Regions from separate parts of the Homo sapiens genome. Here region 2 is linked to region 1. The links are chromatin loops, found by intact Hi-C in ENCODE. Cell type or tissue: endothelial cell of umbilical vein. All regions are shown on one strand. Each heading gives the region's core, and the rest is flanking DNA. Links, peaks and the distances in the headings are about the cores only. Region 1 overlaps HTT (huntingtin). Region 2 overlaps RGS12 (regulator of G protein signaling 12).

What was found. A loop is a pair of places that touch in the nucleus more often than their neighbours do. Peaks named below come from ENCODE experiments on the same cell type or tissue, not always from the same donor. Only the 100,000 strongest peaks of a DNase experiment are listed, where the experiment ranks them.
Region 2: it touches region 1 in a loop (4-fold over the local background); 2 of 110 quality-filtered maps call a loop at or near these places.

What each region holds. Positions count from the first base shown.
Region 1 is chr4:3,100,942-3,110,594 of GRCh38, reverse strand. HTT (huntingtin) reads right to left here. Exons shown (of 67, transcript NM_001388492.1): 4 at 6,712-6,771; 5 at 5,159-5,238; 6 at 3,172-3,310. Among named protein-coding and RNA genes, the nearest start is that of HTT, 31 kb to the right of the region's middle. In endothelial cell of umbilical vein, for the core only: a CTCF peak has its summit at 3,816 (motif pointing left); a DNase peak (open chromatin) is centred at 3,814; H3K27ac peaks cover 2,062 bases.
Region 2 is chr4:3,300,961-3,310,613 of GRCh38, reverse strand. The region is part of intron 1 of RGS12 (regulator of G protein signaling 12); the gene reads right to left. Among named protein-coding and RNA genes, the nearest start is that of RGS12, 13 kb to the right of the region's middle. RefSeq lists enhancers at 1,572-2,290, 5,507-6,156, 7,763-7,822, 7,843-7,892. In endothelial cell of umbilical vein, for the core only: no CTCF peak of the experiment used is centred there; DNase peaks (open chromatin) are centred at 4,763, 5,563 and 8,373; H3K27ac peaks cover 4,071 bases.

The DNA of each region.
Region 1 (9,653 bases), core at 647-8,646:
GCAAAACCTCATACAATTTCCCTCCCATTCATCTTCTCTCAGGAAGCTACTAGACGATAGAAAAACATATGGCATCTAGGAACTGGGCATCCAACGGGAGAACTGCAAAGGAAATTCCAGGCTAATGGCAAAGAGAAGTCCTAGGATACAAGTGTACTACAGACCTGAAGATCAACCTGCCCAGACTGGGGCAGAGAGCTGGATAACTCAAGTTGGATGACCACACTGGGGAAAAACTGATTCAGTAAACTACCTGTCATGAAAAATTGTACTAAACACATATTACAAAGAAGTTGGAAGGTGTGAGAAGACAAAAAGGCCAAAGAATAATAAGCAAGCGATATAGAGGTAACGATTAACTCCAAGAAAACAGATGTGAAGATTAACTCCAGGAAAACAAAAAGTTGTACAAAGACATATAATCAAGGCACAAGCCAGCAAAGAGCAAGGCAGCAGCAATGGCCTCTGAAAGGAACCAGGGTCTGAGGAAAGCTGAACCTAGAAGTCAGGATCTGGAAGAAGATTGAACACGACATGGTGATGAAAGCCAGCACCAGCCTGCCCAAGAAGCTGGTGCTGCTGAAGGCCCCAATCAAGAAGTGGGCGGCTGTCTCCTCCACCTCCAAGATGCCTTCCTAAGGATGCTGGCCCCAGCACAAGCCAACACTGTAGCCCCCACCTCCATGATTAGACCTTGCAGGTGGCCCCCCCGTCCCCAGCACTGGGTCACCTAGAACTTCGATAGGGGCCTGGCCTATGAGTAGGTGATCAGCAGATCCCCGGGTGCTGAGAACCCAGCTATGGCCATGAAGGTACAGTCACCAACTTCATCTGTCCTCCTCCTCCTCCCCAGGTCCTCTCTCCAGTTTCAACCCAGAGCAAAAAACACAGCTTTCTCATCAAATAAGAAACACAATCAAAGAAATATAATACGTAAGCAACCATGACTATTTACTTAGGCATAATAACGTACACACTGAATTCTGATAGAACTATAGTGAAAGTAAAAAAATGTCTAAAATTGAAAAAAAAAATAGCAGTAGAAGCATGTTATTTAGAAATGTGGAAGTTGCTGGGCGCAGTGGCTCACGCCTGTAATCCCAGCACTTTGGGAGGCTGAGGTGGGAGGATCACCTGAGGTCAGGAGTTCGAGACCAGCCTGACCAACCCGGAGAAACCCCATCTCTACTAAAAGTACAAAATTAGCCGAGCGTGGTGATGCATGCCTGTAATCCCAGCTACTAGGAGGCTGAGGCAGGAGAATCGCTTGAACCCGGGAGACAGAGGTTGTGGTGAGCCAAGATTGCGTCATTGCACTCCAGCCTTGGCAACAAGAGCAAAACTCCATCTCAAAGAAAAAAAAAGAAAGAAAGAAAGAAACATGAAAGTAAATATTGGAAGAAATACTAAGAGTTATGTTTGCCTGTGAGACACAAGGATTAAGAGAAAAAGTAGGAAGGGAACTACTATCTTTGTTTATAATCCTGTTGGTACTACTGAATTTCATTGATAATATATATATATATATTTTTTTTTTTTAAGAAATGGCATCTTGTTTTACCACCCATGCTGGAGTGTGGTGGCACAATCACAGCTCAGTGTAGCCTCGAACTCCAACTCCTGGGCTCAACCGAGCCTCCTGTCTCAGCCTCCTGAGTAGCTAGGACCACAGGCACATGCCATCATGTCCAGCTAATTTTTTTTCAGTTTTTTTAGAGATAGGGTCTCACTATCTTGCCCAGGCTGGTCTCAAACTCCTGGCCTCAAGCAATCCTCCTACCTCAGCCTCCCAAGTAGCTACAATTATAGGCACAAGCCACTGTACCAGGCTCTTGATAATAAATTTGAATAACCATAAATGAGCAGAGAGGTAGCAGAATAGATTTTTTTTAATGCCAAAGGTTCAGGAAGGAAGTAATTAACGGATTCTACGTTCAACAAAGTGTTAGCATCATCATACTCAAATGGTGATCGAAATCATGAAAATGATGAGAACTAAGAGTACAAAAATACCATCTATCATCTGAGCTCTGACAGCCAGAGATATCACAGAGGGGACTGCCTTCAACAGACCCCAGTGTACAGATGGGCAAACTGGCGCTGTGGAGCTCTCACAGCCTCTGACCACAAAGGAGCACCTACTCCCATTCCAAAGAGATGGTAATAAAAATAACAGCAGCAGAAACTACCATTTACTGAGCATGAAGAAATATTACACTAAATTCTTTAGATTCATCATCTCCCTTCGTCATTCCAAAACCCCATGACTAGTTTGAATATCTCCTTAGTATTAACAAGAAAACTTCGAAGCTCAAGAGAAAAAACATGAGAGAGGCTAACAGTTTATTCCAAATCATTCAGCTAATAAGAGCAGTAGCAGCTAACATCTAAGCCCTTCCCGTGGGTGACTATGCTACACTCTAACACATATTCCTTTATTTTACTCTCAGAGTTGCCCTATATGGGTCCCATTAAGGCTTATTTTTCAGAATACGAAGGAAATAGCTTAGAGCTGTTGGGCAGTTTGCCTAGAGGAAAATAACTAGTAAAGAGGACAGAATTCTAATCCAAGTCCATCTGATTCCACTCTACCCAGTGTGTATCATCACCTCCCAGGAGGGTCACTTGGGCTCAAACCCAGGACTGACCTACCAAAAAGGAAGAGGCTAAGAATCCTGTAATCTGTAGAGCATGTGACAGGGTCACTATTTCTGGACATTATAAACAAAACACTAAAGTGGGTTTGAAGATGATTTGTTGGAATGCACAACAGGAAGCCAACAGGCTCTGATAGCTGCAGGACGTTCAGACCCACAAGGCCTCGTCAGTGAGCTTTCTCCTACCTGCAGTCTTGGCACAGTCATCTTCCCGCAGCTAGGTTAAAGAGTCACTCTAGTACGCCGAAAACAAATCTGCTCTGGAAAAATGCCTTTTCAATTTGCATCTAGAAACCATCTCCCAATTCAACTCTTCACCCCACAGTAAGAAATGAGAAGTGGAAAGAAGTCCTTAGGTGCCTCAAAAATAACACAAATGATGGTAGTCTAAATTACGACATACAACATACCCCAAGAAGCACTCCCACAGGACTCCCTGTTCAGAAGCCCTCACCCTCCACAGACTCACTCACAGCATCACTCGCATGTTTGTGACCTGAGGCAACAATCATACCTTAATTTCATTGTCATTTGCAAAATTGCCAAAAGAAGCCATAATTTTGGGAACAGCTGCAGCCAAGGTCTCCTGGACTGATTCTTCGGGTCTCTTGCTTGTTCGAGTCAGGCACGGCAGAAGGTTCACCAGGTAAGGCCTGTGTATGCAAAAGAACGCAAGTCATTCTTCCAGCTCTCCTTCAGGAGAAACAGAAGCAATTCATTCCCTGTTAGGGAAAAGCCAGTTTTATATTCCAACAGTCCCTAATGGGATGGGGAAAACTCAGCTGAAAGAACAGGAGGATGAAATGTGGATGAAGCTCAAGTGTTGGGAGACATCCTTCATTTCTCTTATGATCACAGAGGATCTAAAAGGCTGGGTTTAAAAATTATTTGCAGTAAATCATAATACTTCTTAAAACACTCATTTTTAATTAGAAAATAAGTGTAAGAAAATACCATTTTAAAAACAAAAATTTTTAAATGGGAATAAAGCTTTCCTGAAAAAGGAGAATTATAAAATGGGGTTGTGGGGAGAGAAGAAAAGCCGAATGTGTAGGACACAGAGCAGTGAGTCACAGATCACAGGAATTCACCCAACACACAGAGTGACAGGGCAGGCCGGGTGCGAGGTGCCAGGAGTGGTGCAGCCCTGCCCTCTAGTGGCAGAGTCTGGCAACAAGCACGGCCTCAGAGGGTGGCTGGGGAAACCTCCCTAAGGAAGTGACTGTTCCGCTGAGAACTAAGGGGGAAAAAAAAACCATCAGGAGGAAGAAAAACCTGACTCTAATCAGACTAATGAGTCAATGCAGGGTGTCTGAGGTGACAGAGCCATTGACGAGTCTGGAATCTCTATCTAAACGGCACTGGGAAATGGGTACAAGAGTTTAAATAAGGGAATGACAAGACCCAGTTATATTCTTTAAGGTCACTTTGGCTGCTATGTGCAGAACCTGGATGTGTTGCTTCAGAAATATAACACATTTTTTTAAATGATAGTAAAAGAAAAAAGATTATACAAAAGGAAATTTCCTTAGTGATTATACCTCTGCAGCCATATAAGTTCTTTTCTGGATTTTGGTTTTTTTGAGACAGGTCTCACTCTGTTGCCCAGGCTGGAGTGCAGTGGTGCGATCTTGGCTCAACACGACCTCCACCTCCCAGGCTCAAGTGATCCTCCCACCTCAGCCTCTCGAGTGGCTGTGACCACAGGCACGCACCACCATGCCTGGCTAAGTTTTGTATTTTTTGTAGAGGCGGCGTTTCACCATGTTGCCTAGTCTGGGTCAAGCAATCCACCTGCCTTGGCCTCCTGAAGTGCTGGGATCAAAGGTATGAGCCACTATGCCCGACCCATATAAGATTCTTATTGAAACTCAGTTCATATTAATAGTGAGGGTTTAGACCACATTCCCAGTGACTCAGGATGGAGCTGAGGGTCTATGGGATATCAGCATCAGCATGTATTGCTGGTTAAGGAGAAGGAGGGAGCTGATGAAAAGTGGTCCTGCTTTTGTTTCTCAATCCGTTAAGATACAACTGTTTTGACTAAACCAAACTATTCACAGTGCAACAACCATATTTTTAACTCATGTAACAGACAAATGGATATTTTGCTATAACTCCTATAGTCAGCAATAATGAAATTGGTACCTCAACCTTCAACAATTTGGCAAGTATCTTTTAAGCAAGTACTATGTGCAGACACTGTTATCGCTGCTGGGCTGCAACAGAGCATAAGACAGTAAGACCCCTGCTGTCCTGGGGCACACATCCCATAAGTCTCTTGCGGAAGGGTGGGATAGAAAATAAACAAGCACACAGATAGACTGTACGTGACAATTTCTGACATGGATTAGTGCTATGAGGGAAACATAAACAGGGCAAGGTCGACTGCAATTTGGAGAGGGCAGAGCAGACTTTTGAAATGACATCTGAGCTGAGACATAAAGGATCAGTAGCAGCTGGCCCCCGACAAAAACCAACATCCAGAGTGTACAACTTACCTGCATTTCTGAGGCCGAACCAGGTGAGCCAGCTCAGCAAACCTCCACAGGGCAGCACGCAAACTCCGAGGGGCACCATTCTGAGGGGGTGCAATGAGGGTTGCATTAAGAGTCACATACTAGTCACCAAGAGGGTTGCATAGAAACGAAGCATTTTCTTTCCTTGTTACTTTCTAATTTTAGAGAAAAGGCCATTTAAATGCATAAAACATCTGGTAACTACTTTAAGGTCTAGTGGGCTTCAATTATAAAGATATAAAGTAAGTTACCATTTTTAATTCTCATCTCATCTAATAAAGAGTAACCTTTTGAAGAAAAGTAAAGCAATCGTCTACCAAACAGCATTTCCTTCTAACATTGTGAATTACTGAATAACGATGAAATCCCACACCTGCTGCTTAACAGAGTGAAGTTTGCTCAGTGATGGAAATAAGGGCCCAAGACCTGGTATTCGACAGCACAGCAGAGGGATCATAGACAATAATATATAGTCGATAATAGTGGTTTGTTTTTTGTTTTTTTGTTTTTCTTTTGAGACAGGGTCTCACTTGGTCGCCCAGGCTGAAGGGCAGTGGCACAATCTCAGCTACCTATAGATTCAACCTTCCAGGCTCAATTAATCCTCCCACCTCAATCTCCCAAGTAGCTGAGACTATAGTTGTGCACCACCACACCCAGCTAATTTCTGTACAGACAGCGTTTTGCCATGTTGCCCATGCTGGTCTCAAACTCCTGGTCTCAAGCATCCACCTGCCTCAGGTTCCCAAAGTGCTGGGACTAAGGTGTGAGCCACCACACCCGGCCCAATTTTATTTCATTTTTATTTTTTGAGACAAAGTCTCACTCTGTCGCTCAGGCTGGAATGCAGTGGCGTGATCTCGGCTCACTGCAACCTCCACCCCCAGGTTCAAGCGATTCCCCTACCTCAGCCTCCCGAGTAGCCAGGATTACAGGCGCCCGCCACCACACTTGGCTAATTTTTGTATTTTTAGTAGAGACAGGGTTTCTCCATGTTGGCCAGGCTGGTCTCGAACTCCTGATCTCAGGTGATCACCTGCCTCAGCCTCCCAAAATGCTGGGATTACAGGCATGAGCCACTGTGCCCTGACTGTTTTAGTTATTTTAAAATGTACAATCAGGCCCGGCACAGTGGCTCACGCCTGTAATCCCAACACTTTGGGAGGCCGAGGCGGGCGGATCACCTGAGGTCAGGAGTTTGAGACCAGCCCAAAGTTCGGTTGAACCCGGGAGGCGGAGGTTGCAGTGAGCCAAGGTCATGCCACTGTACTCTAGCATGGGTGAAAGCAAGACTCTGTCTCAAAAATAAAATAAAATAAGTAAAGCATGTAACTGGATTGTTTGTAACACAAAGGATAAATGCTTGAGGGCATGGATATCCAACTTTCCATGGTGTGATTATTATGTATTGTATACCTGTATCAAAATATCTCATGTACCCCATAAATATATACATTTACATGTACCTACAAAATACGTGTACCTATAAAAATTTAAAATTTAAAACATTTTTAAAAAAGAAAAGCAAGGCCCACCTTTTTAATTTCCTTATAGAGCTCGAGCTGTAACCTTGGAAGATTAGAATCCATCAAAGCCTACAACAAATCACAAGAGATTTATGGAAGACACATCCCATCACTAGTTCTAAAACGAGCTAAAAGGAAACTAAGATTTCAATTTTGGGGCAAAGCAAAACATAATAGCAACTAAATTAAGAATATATTCATTAAGAATGAAAGAAACAAATATATGCAGGAAGTTACTGAATAAACTAGATACAGGTCATTCACTTAAACAGAAAAATGGAAAGAAAAACAATTTAACTTTCATTATCATCAAATACTACATAACATCAAAATTAAAATGGTAGATGGTTCAAATACAATAAATCCTGGCCAGGTGGGGTGGCTCATGCCTGTAATCCCAGCACTTTGGGAGGCCAAGGCGGGCAGATCACCTGAGGTCAGGAGTTCAAGACCAGCCTGACCAACATGGAGAAACTCCGTCTCTACTAAAAAATACAAAAATTAGCCGGGTGTGGTGGTGGGCGCCTGTAATCCCAGCTACTCGAGAGGCTGAGGCAGGAGAATAGTTTGAACCCGGGAGGCGGAGGTTGCAGTGAGCCAAGATCACGCCATTGCACTCCAGCCTGGGCAACAAGAGCGAAACTCCATCTCAAAAAAAAAAAAAAAAAAAATTATATATATAGGATTTATATATATATAATAAATCCTAAAGCCCCTGGAGTAAATCTTTAATCTTCACTAGCAGAACATTCTGTTGGATGATACGGGCTCAGACGGCACCCTGGACATCTGCAGGGTCCCGAGCACTGTGGGTGTACTTATAAACCACAGACCCTCGCTCTGGCCTAGAACACTTCCCAAGGCGGAGTCCTGCATCCTTTTCTGCAGGTGTGGCCCCTCCTCACTGTCAGGTATGCCCGTGGTCCCTGCCCCCCTGACCCAGAGCCTGCTGCCAGCTGGGGCCCCACATTCCTCACAGCACATCTCTCAACCCTCCTTGCTCACTTGTGAGGCTAAACCAGAAAGTACGTCCAGATGGTCAACTTCAAGCTAGTAACGATGCTAACGGCACAAAGTCCACATTAGAGAAGGGCTTCTCAAGCTAGGGGATGGGACAGGGAAGACTTTGGTGCCCCACTCTCACCCATAGGAGCCTTCTCTTCCAAATGCTTGCCCACCCAAGAGGGAGGAAGCTGTGCCAAACATCAGTCGATGATCTCTTTAACCGTGGCATGGGCAGTTGATGTAAGTGGACTGAGATGGTCTTCGTAAAACTTGTGGGTTAACCTATTGGGTCAGCAAGCTTGAAAATCAAAACCAGATCACATTCTGGGAAATTCTGAGGAGTAAAAACATCTCAGAAACGTTTAAATCCTAATCCTGTTGTTGCAGTTTGTACTGAAAGTCCTTAAATGAGCAAAGCGAATTGGACAAACATTTATTTCAACATTACTTCTTAAATAAAACTAGAAGCCTTATCAAACCTTGATTTAGCTTTACAAATGTTTTGTAAACAAATACCAAGCTTATTGTATAACAAGAGAAAACTAAAACTCAGCCCCTCCTAAGAGCAGGGAATGGTCTCTCACAATCTACGCCAGTCGCTGGGTGATGGCAGCACGCTGCTGGCCTCTTCCCTCTTGCCCCTGCTTCCGCAGACACACAGGTGGCTGCCTCTCCTCACAGCCCTGCCACCATCCTGGCTCGAGGCCCTGCACTCCTGCTGGGTCTACTCACTCCCACCTGGACTCCCTCCCACCTGTCCTCCTCTACCCCACGTCCTCACCGGGTCACTCTTCCTAAATGATACACTCCCCTGACCACATCCAAAGTCTTCAAGAGCCCCTAATTCTCTACCAAACAAGGTACAACCCCTTGACCTGACCCTCATGGTGTCCCACTCTCTGGCAGCATAAGATGGGTTCAGCCTCCACAGCTTCCTGGCACCCCTTGAGACAAGAGGCGGTGATGATTAAGAAGGTCTCCAATCTACTCTTTCACCTACTGGCTGCTGACTCCAGGAAGCCTTTCCTGCCTCCCTAGACAAAAATCACTTCAGCCTCTTGACGGTGGTGGTGATTTGCCAGCACCTCACAGAACGGAGACTTTATGCCACATATGAAGTTCTTGCTGGACACACGTGCTTCACCGCCTGAGACTAACCTACCTGAGGGAGGCATGCTGCCAGGCTATGTCAGATACCCAGTGCATTTCTCTACAGAAACCACATGCAAAATGTGCCCATTTTCTTGGGCTAAGTAGAACCTAGTTTTCACCATACACACACAGCCATACTCATGAGAAGACAAAGTCTAGGACCTGAAGGCTACGTGACCATGCCTATGCTCCCTACAGCTGGCCTGGGGTCACACGTGCTCTCCCACGCCTCCCCCTACTCTGCCACAGTGAGAGCAAACCTAGCCAGATCCTGATCCCGCTGCCAGCCCGCTGGGCCTGACAACTACAGCATCTGAGGAAGCAGGAATCTGAGAGCAGCCAAACCCTGCTGCACCAAACTTAAGCATAAGGGAGAAATGGCTGGAAACAAAGAAGAGGACATGGGAAAGAAGCAAGGAGACAGCCAGGAAGAGCACCTGAGACCTAAAACCACAACCTAGGGCCATGGCCTACAGTCCTCAGACACACACCAAGCCACTGTGTCCAGCAATTCCTGGAAAAAAAATGAAGGAGGTTTAAAAAAGAACAATACTTACACATTAAATGACCAATATTAGAACAGTTTCTGTTCATATTCTCTCTGCCCTCTTAACGTCCCATTTGCCATGAACCAAGGCAACCTGGGATAGCCCTCTTTTTAGATTTTCTGACTCTGAGGATCAAATATCAAGAACTGAAACATCAAGGGCCAGGCACAGTGGCTCACACCTGTGATCCCAGCACTTTGGGAAACCAAGGAGGGAGGATCACTTGAGCCCAGGCGTTCAAGACCA
Region 2 (9,653 bases), core at 793-8,792, 200 kb before region 1:
ATCCAGCCACCTCCCATCATTCACCTGAGAGGCCCTCCAAGTCCCTGGCCACTCTTCCCAGACCTTCCCTGGACCCAGAGCAGCATGGACCTGCCCGCCCTGGACACAGCAGGACACGGTGCCAAAGGGAGTGAGCTGGCAGATTCTGGAATCACCAAGGCCACTTCCAGGCCATTTTACTGAGCCACCAGTCAATACCTCTCCACACTTCCCTTCTTGGGGTGCAGCGTGGACTGGAGACAGCCCTTGCCTTGGCCTTCCAGGCCCCAGCTCCTCTCCCGCCCGGTTCCCCTCAGAGGACACCTGCCATTTCCCGGGTCCCAGCTCCTCCCCGACACGGTTCCCCTCAGAGGACACCTGCCATTTCCCGGGTCCCAGCTCCTCCCCCACACGGTTCCCCTCAGCGGACACCTGCCATTCCCGGGTCCCAGCTCCTCCTCAACACAGTTCCCCTCAGCAGACACCTGCCATTCCCAGGCCCCAGCTCCTCTCCTGCTCAGCTCTCCTCAGAGGACACCTGCCATTTCCCGGGTCCCAGCTCCTCCCCCACACGGTTCCCCTCAGAGGACACCTGCCATTTCCCGGGTCCCAGCTCCTCCCCCACACGGTTCCCCTCAGCGGACACCTGCCATTCCCGGGTCCCAGCTCCTCCCCTGCACGGTTCCCCTCAGCGGACACCTGCCATTCCAGGGTCCCAGCTCCTCCCCTGCACGGTTCCCCTCAGCGGACACCTGCCATTCCCGGATCCCAGCTCCTCTCCCACCCAGTTCTCAGCAGACACCTGCCATTCCCAAGTCCCAGCTCCTCCTCAACACGGTTCCCCTCAGCAGACACCTGCCATTCCCGAGTCCCAGCTCCTCTCCTGCTCAGCTCTCCTCAGAGGACACCTGCCATTCCCAGGTCCCAGCTCCTCCCCTGCACGGTTCCCCTCAGCGGACACCTGCCATTCCAGGGTCCCAGCTCCTCCCCCACACGGTTCCCCTCAGCGGACACCTGCCATTCCCAGGTCCCAGCTCCTCCTCAACACAGTTCCCCTCAGCAGACACCTGCCATTCCCAGGCCCCAGCTCCTCTCCTGCTCAGCTCTCCTCAGAGGACACCTGCCATTTCCCGGGTCCCAGCTCCTCCCCCACACGGTTCCCCTCAGCGGACACCTGCCATTCCTGGGTCCCAGCTCCTCCCCTGCACGGTTCCCCTCAGCGGACACCTGCCATTCCAGGGTCCCAGCTCCTCCCCTGCACGGTTCCCCTCAGCGGACACCTGCCATTCCCGGATCCCAGCTCCTCTCCCACCCGGTTCTCCTCAGCAGACACCTGCCATTCCCGAGTCCCAGCTCCTCCTCAACACGGTTCCCCTCAGCAGACACCTGCCATTCCCGAGTCCCAGCTCCTCCTCAACACGGTTCCCCTCAGCAGACACCTGCCATTCCCGAGTCCCAGCTCCTCCTCAACACGGTTCCCCTCAGCAGACACCTGCCATTCCCGAGTCCCAGCTCCTCCTCAACACGGTTCCCCTCAGCAGACACCTGCCATTCCCGAGTCCCAGCTCCTCTCCTGCTCAGCTCTCCTCAGAGGACACCTGCCATTCCCAGGTCCCAGCTCCTCCCCTGCCCGGTTCCCCTCAGCGGACACCTGCCATTCAGCAGTGCTGCGAGTGCCGACCGCGTCTGGGACTCCACGCAGGCTCAGGCTGCAACATAAGGAAAACAGTCCCTTCCAGGAAGACCTCTCAGCCTTCAACAAAGGGCCTGGGAGGGCACAGGTAACCCGGGATGCAACAGATGACAGCACAATCCTGACAGAGCGGCTCCCAGCCCTGAACGGCGCCAGCCGCTTCCCAGAGCTAAAGGCAGACAAGAATCTTCGAATGCAAAGGGCCCACCAAGCCCTGAGCAGGGAGATGAAAAAAGTCCCACAAAACTTTCAGAAGAAAAAGACAAGTCTCACACAAAGGCATGAGAATCTGCCACCAGACACCTAAGAACACAGAGCCTGCAGGTGCGTGGGCCTTAGGCAGCCAGGTGGTGGCCTGGGGAGACCATCACAGGGCTGCACAGGCCACCCAGAGCACGCAGCACCACAGACCAGCTGTTCTCCCCATACACCTCGCACCCCAGCCGCCCGCGGAAATAAGTACGAATCGCTAGCCCCGCTCCAAGACTTACAATCTGCAAACGGGGAGGGTGCCTCGCCATTTCAGTGCCACGGCCCGCCTGCAGCAAGAGGAGCGCCGAGCCAACACGCTTCACATCTAAACCTGCCCTGAGTCCTGTGACAGTGAACAGAATCCCTCGCGTCGAGGACACAGCCTCTTACTAACGCCGGCTGTTGAGATCGTCACATGTGTTTCTTTCTGTTCACCTCCTGAAGTGCACCGGCCCTGTCTGGCCAAAAATTGGGGTGCTGCAGGCGTTGGGAGGAACACAGCAGACGCAGACCTGCAATTCCCCAACCAGCTCAGGGCCAGGGCCCTAGCAGCACCAGATGGACGGGCACTGTGCACACGGCCCCTGGGCCCAGAGCTGCCCGCACACCTGACCGCATGGTCCTGGGGCAGCTCACCAAGGCACCACTCCAAGAATCGCACAAACACCAGCCATGCTTCCTAAGCCCCTGCACGCTTCCTCTGCCCAGGCGCCCCCAGTCATCCTGGTGAGTCTGGCTGGAACCCAAATACACCAGGTAAGGAAAATATGCCCTGCTCTTTCTAAGAGACTTTTTGGAACTTTGGGAAGAAAGAAGGAAGGACCCTTTTTAAAAGGACTGTTTGTCAGGCAGGACCTTCTGAGTGTAGAATTTCGCGTCTCCCGCCCAAACACCAGGGCACTTAAAGGAGTTCTGCTAACACAAGGAAACAGGCTGCCATCTGTCCACACACTTCACAGTGGGGAGCGCTCTCTCCATGCCAGGCACAGTTCTAGGCACGAGCAGGGGCCACGAGGCCTCGAGGCTGGCACACCCACGGCCCAGGGCAGGTGCGCGATCCACGCCTGCCGAGTGAGGGGAGGAGGGAAGGGTGCCAAGAACCTATTTGACTGAAACATTCTTGACTTTCTCAAGTGTCTGAATGCAATTATTTCTGTGCATGTTTTCTACATTTTCTAAAAAGAACTTTTTTGTACTAAAAAAGTAAAAGTAAGAGGGTTGATGAAGTTTTACATAAAGGCCATCATAATCATGAATAAAATAAATAACTCCTAGTTTTACGAAAATCTACCTGGCCTCCTCTCTTCAGACCCACAGCATCCCACCCCAGGCTGGCTTGGTGGAGACGGACCTCATGCCGTGTGCACACGCTGCCGCAGCGTGGCCTGTCCCCAGCGGTGCGCGGGCTCATGTCCAAGACAGTCTGCCTAAGAGCAAGGTGCGTCGGCAAAGGCCGTATCCCAGGACCGGAAAAGCAGCCGGCGGCAACACGTCGGCAAAGGCCGTATCCTAGGACCAGAAAAGCAGCCAGCGGCAACACATCCCATAAAGCTCCTAAGCTTGTGGGGGGAGGCAGTTAAGAGGTGTGAACGATGGGCTCACTCCAAACCCCACATCCATCAACAACAAACTTGGTCAGCACCAACTCAGAAAAGAGAGTGATGTGATGAGAAGGAAACCAAACATCGGAAACTGACGAAAACCCACCCTGGCACATTGCTTAGTTGCCTAAAATGAGGAGCTAGGAAGAAGCCTCCAAAAAAGCACCTGGAATCCACCGTCACTCCCTGACCCCAAACCCCATCACCCCATCACCCCTCTACCCAGCCCAACCCAGCTCCTCCAGTGAGGGCTGTTGCTACTTGCCGGGTTCACAAGGCAAGAGCTGTGTTGTTCCCACCCACCAGCGTCCCCCAGGACATTCCCTACCCAAACAGAAGCAGAGTGCCACAGAGGGTGGGCTCAGACACCCGGGACCACTCTCTGCTCCCTGCTCGGTCCCCTGCACCAGTTACTGCCTCCCCAGGCCCTGTGCAGTGATCCTGAGGCTTCGGTGCCGGAGCAGACCAACAGCTATTTGTGTTTAAGGAAGGAAATGTCATCAAGGCCAGTGCCTGACTGAGGAGCAGAGGGTGCCACATGTCTACAAGCAAGGCAGGACAGGAGCCCAAATATTCAACTCCAGTTATGCTAAAGAAATTTAGATGAAACAGGGGTGGAAAGGCTGTGCCGCTTATCGAGCGGGACTTCCCAAATCAGCCTTTGCCCCCACACTCACACTCCCCATGGTGGAGTGATACCTGCATCCGTCTCCTCGTCTCCACACCCTCCTCTAAACTCATGTCATCGTCATCGCACCTCCTGCCACTGACTCTCCTCTGAGCAGCCCACTGCCAGGCGGCCCCCAATGCTCCAGCCAGCCAGCTCCTCCTTCCGCTTCTGTCCAAGGCAAGCCTGCTGTGCATGTGACATCAAGACAATGGTGCTGTGTGCTGAGCACCAACAAGATGGCTGGAGCCTCTGTAAAGAGACGAAGGGTGGGCCTCACAGCCTCTCATGGAATAGCCAGGCCCTGAGAAGCTTATGGGCATTAGTCCTCACCCTTCAGGACCCCAAGGCAGAGCAGGGCTCATCTCAGAGGGATGCCAGGTATGGCTCGTGCCTGATGGAATGGACACCAGTGAGACTCCCAGGAGGCCCATAAAGTTAGAACTATCACTGCCAGCTTGAACTACAAGGGTCAGAGGCAGTACAAAATAAAAAGTGGGTGCTGGACCCGGAAATCCTATCAGCAGGAAGCAGGCTGAGAAAACAACTCAACTGCAAGCAGCTGCTGTGTTTCAAACAAAGGAAAGCATGAGTCAGAGAGAGGAATCAAAGCCTCCAAGGGCAGAGGGACAGTTATCAGTCCCAAATCATGACACTTGAACAAGGAACTGCCACCATCTGCCAGGCTGGGTCTCGGAAGTGAGGCCCACCTGAGGCTCCTTCCTGCCTCTGAACTGCCACCATCTGCCAGGCTGGGTCTCGGAAGTGAGGCACATCTGAGGCTCCTTCCTGCCTCCATTTTCCCTCATTTTGAACAGGAAGGTCTGGCCTGTGGTGCTTGCCATGATGGCACCGTGGCTGTGGTTGGATGAGCTGACGGCGTGTCTCTCTAGTTCAGGTCAATAGACCGGGGTACCGTGCACCCCAGGAGCTGCATCTCAGCCCACCTAGAGCCAGTTTAGAGGATGACGCGGGACTCTGAGCAGATGCTGTCATGGAAGGACCTTGCGGGGAGTGTATTTTGTACATGGGAGGGACATGAATCTCTGGGACCAGCAGGTGCACAGTGACAGGTGGTCTCTGAGATGGCCCCCATGACACCACCTCCTGGTCATCCTGCCCCTGCAGTCCCTCCACTGGGGTGTAGGCTGGACCTAGCGACTCGCTTCTAACAAACAGAATGTGCAAAAGAGATAGGATGTCACTTCCAAGATGAGGTTTTCAAAAGACCATGGCTTTCGTCTCGCTCATGCTCTCCCTCACTCCCTCTCAGGGAAGTCACTGCCTGGCTGTGAGCTGCCCAAGGAAGCCGCCCACGTGACAAGGAATGGATGTCTCTGGCCAACAGCCAGCAGGGATGTGAGGTCTTCTAACAGCGATATTAGCGACCCTGGAAATGGATCTTCTGAGGCTGCCAGCAGCCTCATGAGTGTGCATGGAAACGAATCCTCATCGCACAGCCCTGGCCAACGCCTTGATCACAGCCCTGCGTGAGCCTCACCAGGCAGGACTCCTGATCCCAGAAGCCTTGCAGCTACAGACGCAGTGTGCTGCACAGCGGCAGCGAACCAACGTGCCACGTGATGCAAAATAGCTCCAGGGTCGTTTGACTTGCTGCCATTCCTGCTATAAGCACAAAATGGTGCTGTACTTATATCTAGGTGGCAATGTAAAGCAGGTAGTTTCAAAAATGGTCCCTGAAATCTACTCTGTGAGGAGGTGATTAAGGAAATCACACCAGATACACCAGAGACAAACTCTACAGAATGGGGAAAAGCGGCTAAAAAGAAGCCGAACTGATCATAATCTCACAAGCGAAGTCTAATTATCCCGTTTTACAAATGAGGAAACCGAGGCTCCAGCACCACGACTGGAGGCAGTTAGGATTCAAAGCCAGGCTGGCTGACTGCAGTCCGGGCTCTACAGTGCAGCCCCAGCTGCCTCCCTCTCCACCAGCACACTCCCGGGAGAAAGCGGCCTCCCTCAAAGCTCACGTTTCCACTAACAAAAACTACCTGGTTCTCAAGAGTGTCTCAGTTCCTGGGTAGCTTTAGTCTCCTGAATCTGAATACTAATAACCTACGTTTAGGCAGCAGGTCAGCAGCCACCAACATTATGAGTAGTTTTTGAATAAATATGCATAGTTTTTGAATAATACATTAGGCTGAACTGAAAAGTACAATACATAAAATGTCCCAGGTCAGCATTTTGTCATCATGCATAGTTTTTCGTGGGTTTTTAATAAATGTCACTTCTTGAGGTTTTAACATTTCAAATCCAAAGAAACCAAGAGGCTGAGCATCAGGGACACACACATTAAATGCCTCAATTCCGGCCTCATGGAGCAAATGCGCTTTCTTCCTCTTCCATTGTCAGTCTCAGAAAGATCCCACACATTGCTAGGCAGCAGCACAGCGACTCAGTGCTTACAAGAGAATTCACTCAAAAACTAATGCAGCTTTTAGAATTCAGAAGTATGGCAAACATGAATGATTAGGGGAAAGAAATAAGAGGTAAAGAAGAAATTAAAGACTGGCAACTTTCAGAATGCTTCGTTTCTTTGAACACTTGAGAAAAAGGTATATACTATTACAGTCCAGCAACAGTAAAAGGAAGTAGCATTCAGAAAGTCATATAAAGTTGAAGAAATAGTTGTGCTAACATCACACTAATACTAATCACATAAAGTGTGAACACTGGCTTTAGCTTCTGTAGCTCCGTTTTACTTCTAGAGAACACATCAGGGGCAGGTCTGTGGGGCGGGGGGAAGCCAGGCACCCAGGGAGACAAGCTGGCTTAGTTCCTCCTTCCTCTTGTTCCCCCCACTACCAGGGCAAGCTCAAGTTGCTGAGGAAGAGGAGGGGGCTTCTCCCAAGGAGGGGAAACTCTGCAGGATCCTCCAAGGACCCAGAGTCCATGAAGCAAAAGAGCCTCCAGGGACAGAGTATCTGCACAGATGCTGAAATACAGCACTGCTGGTTCCAGTGTCCTCCAGCAAGGGCCACAGAGGTGAGACTGGGGGAGCCAGCAGGTGCCCTGTGGCTGTCACCTGTGTCCCCATCCAGTCGGAGGCCCTCCCACATCCTCCCTGCCTAGGTCGCCGTACCGAGGCTCACCTTGCATGGTGGCCACACCTCCTGCTGGACTCCCCGCTGTACCCCACTTGCCGGCCCACCCTGCCCTCACCCTCCTCCTGCCCACAGCTGCCAGCGCTTTGTCCTTCCCCACTTCCTAATCCCTGCCCAAGCACCTGTCCCACTGGGTCCAGCCTCTTGAGGCTCTCTCACTGGGTCCCTCCCCAAACCTCAACATCCCCCTCGGTCAGACCCACTTCCTCGTGGCCCCATGATTTTCCTGCTCACTCATTCATTCGTTTATTCATTCAAGAACTGTCTCGTGGCTTCTGCAGCAGCTCCAGGTGGGCAACTACGAACAGGCAACCAGTGACGGTCCTGAACTCCCAGGGCCAGCTGCCCCGGGGTCACAGACAGTTAAGACAGCCCAATGCCACAGTGCACAGCAGGGCCAGGCCATGCAGGAGGACACCATTTGCAAAAATCACTCTCTCTTGAAACGGGCCCTCTCTCCTCCCCCCACGACTCTGTGGCTCAGCTCATAGCTCACCTCCTACCTGAGGCCCCCAATGACTCCTCCAACACCCCCAGCCTCTAGGCTCTGAGAACCTAGCCACAGAGCAGGGGCCCCACACTCCGGCTGTGCCTGTTCACTCCTGGGGCGCCTCCCTTCTCATGCACAGAGACGTCACCCCACAGCCTTCCGGGGCTTTCTGATGTGGTGCTGTGGGCACACACACAGGCCCCCGTGCAAGGGGCAGGAGGAACCACTTCTGTAAGCAGGGGGAGCGGAGCCCACCAGTCACAAGAGGCTGGGAGGGGCTGAGCACAGCAGGCCCCACCTGCCCGTGTCTCTGTGGTTTTGAAGGCCACACAACGTGAACTCCAGAAACTCCAATCCTGCAGAAGCACCACACCACAAAGACACTCAGACAAGAGCGGGAGCCAAGCCCCCAACCCCACCCACCCCAGACCACAACGGCCAGGGCCCAAAGCCACGTCACAGGCGCCAACCTGACCCTGCGGTCAGTCCAGCAGGGCCTGCCCTGTGAGCTCACTCTGGGCACCGGCCTGGTGATGACCTGGCTTCAGGAAAAGTGAACAGGACACACGGAGGCCACAGCCCTCCAGGATACCCCCGTGCGCCACAGCTGATGAAACTTCCTGATTCCAGAAACAAACACTATTTCAGTATCTTTGGAACACTGAAGGTCAAACCTCCTCAATTCTTCCTTTCCATTTGTATTTGACTTTCCCTTTTTATCTCTACTTGATATTTACTTCTGTTTGTGGTTTTTAAATCTGTGCAGAGTGAGACTATAAATGGAGTTGCCAGATTTAGAAAAAAAAAAAAATACAGGATACCCAGTTAAATGTGAATCTCAGATACATGACAACTTCCTAGTATGAGTGCGCCCCAAATGCTGTGCGGCAACACTGTACCTGGCAAGTCTAGCCCTGGAGAGAGGCTGTGTTTAAACCTGGCTCATTCCAACGTCCATGTTCTTCTCCTCCTCCTTGCTGGCACCTCGGAGGTCCCCCATCACCCCACCTGGACATGTCACCTCTGCGCCCCCCACCCCTTCATTCCCTCATACCTGCTTCCTTGGACAAAACCCACAGTGGCAGGTAAAGGACAGGAAAGGACAAGCACAGCCCAGACCCCGGCCTCACTCTCCATCCCCAGCCCTCGGACCCCGGCCTCACTGTCCATCCCCGGCCCTCGGACCCCGGCCTCACTCTCCATCCCCGGCCCTCGGACCCCGGCCTCACTCTCCATCCCTGGCCCTGGCGGGCCTCTCCTTAGCCCAAAACACCCCAGAAAGACTGAAACCAATTTTTCTCATCAACAAATGGGTCTTATTTCCAATCAGCCTCCTACATGTGATTCTCCTATTCACCGACACCTGGTAACCCACCTACAGGATTCAAGGGAAAAAGACACAGAGGGTTCCACCACTGTTTTGTGTTCACTAGGCCTGAAGGGGTCCTTTTGCTTTTAGTATCTTATCCACTCTCAGAAAGACAAAATCATTGCCAATGTTCACAGTACTGTGAGCCTCTTCAGCACCAAGCGTGTTAAGGACAAGCTGTGCACCTGTCCTGCCCACAGGGCAGCCGGGACAGACCCCATGTAACAGAGGAGGGCAGCCGGGACAGACCCCGTGTTACAGAGGAGGGCAGCCGGGGACAGACCCCGTGTTACAGAGGAGGGCAGCCGGGACAGACCCCGTGTTACAGAGGAGGGCAGCCAGGACAGACCCCGTGTTACAGAGGAGGGCAGCCGGGGACAGACCCCGTGTTACAGAGGAGGGCAGCCGGGGAGGCTCCTGGGGCCTGAAGCGCTGTGCCCTTGTGACCTCCTCACGTGGCTCCTCACCACCCCC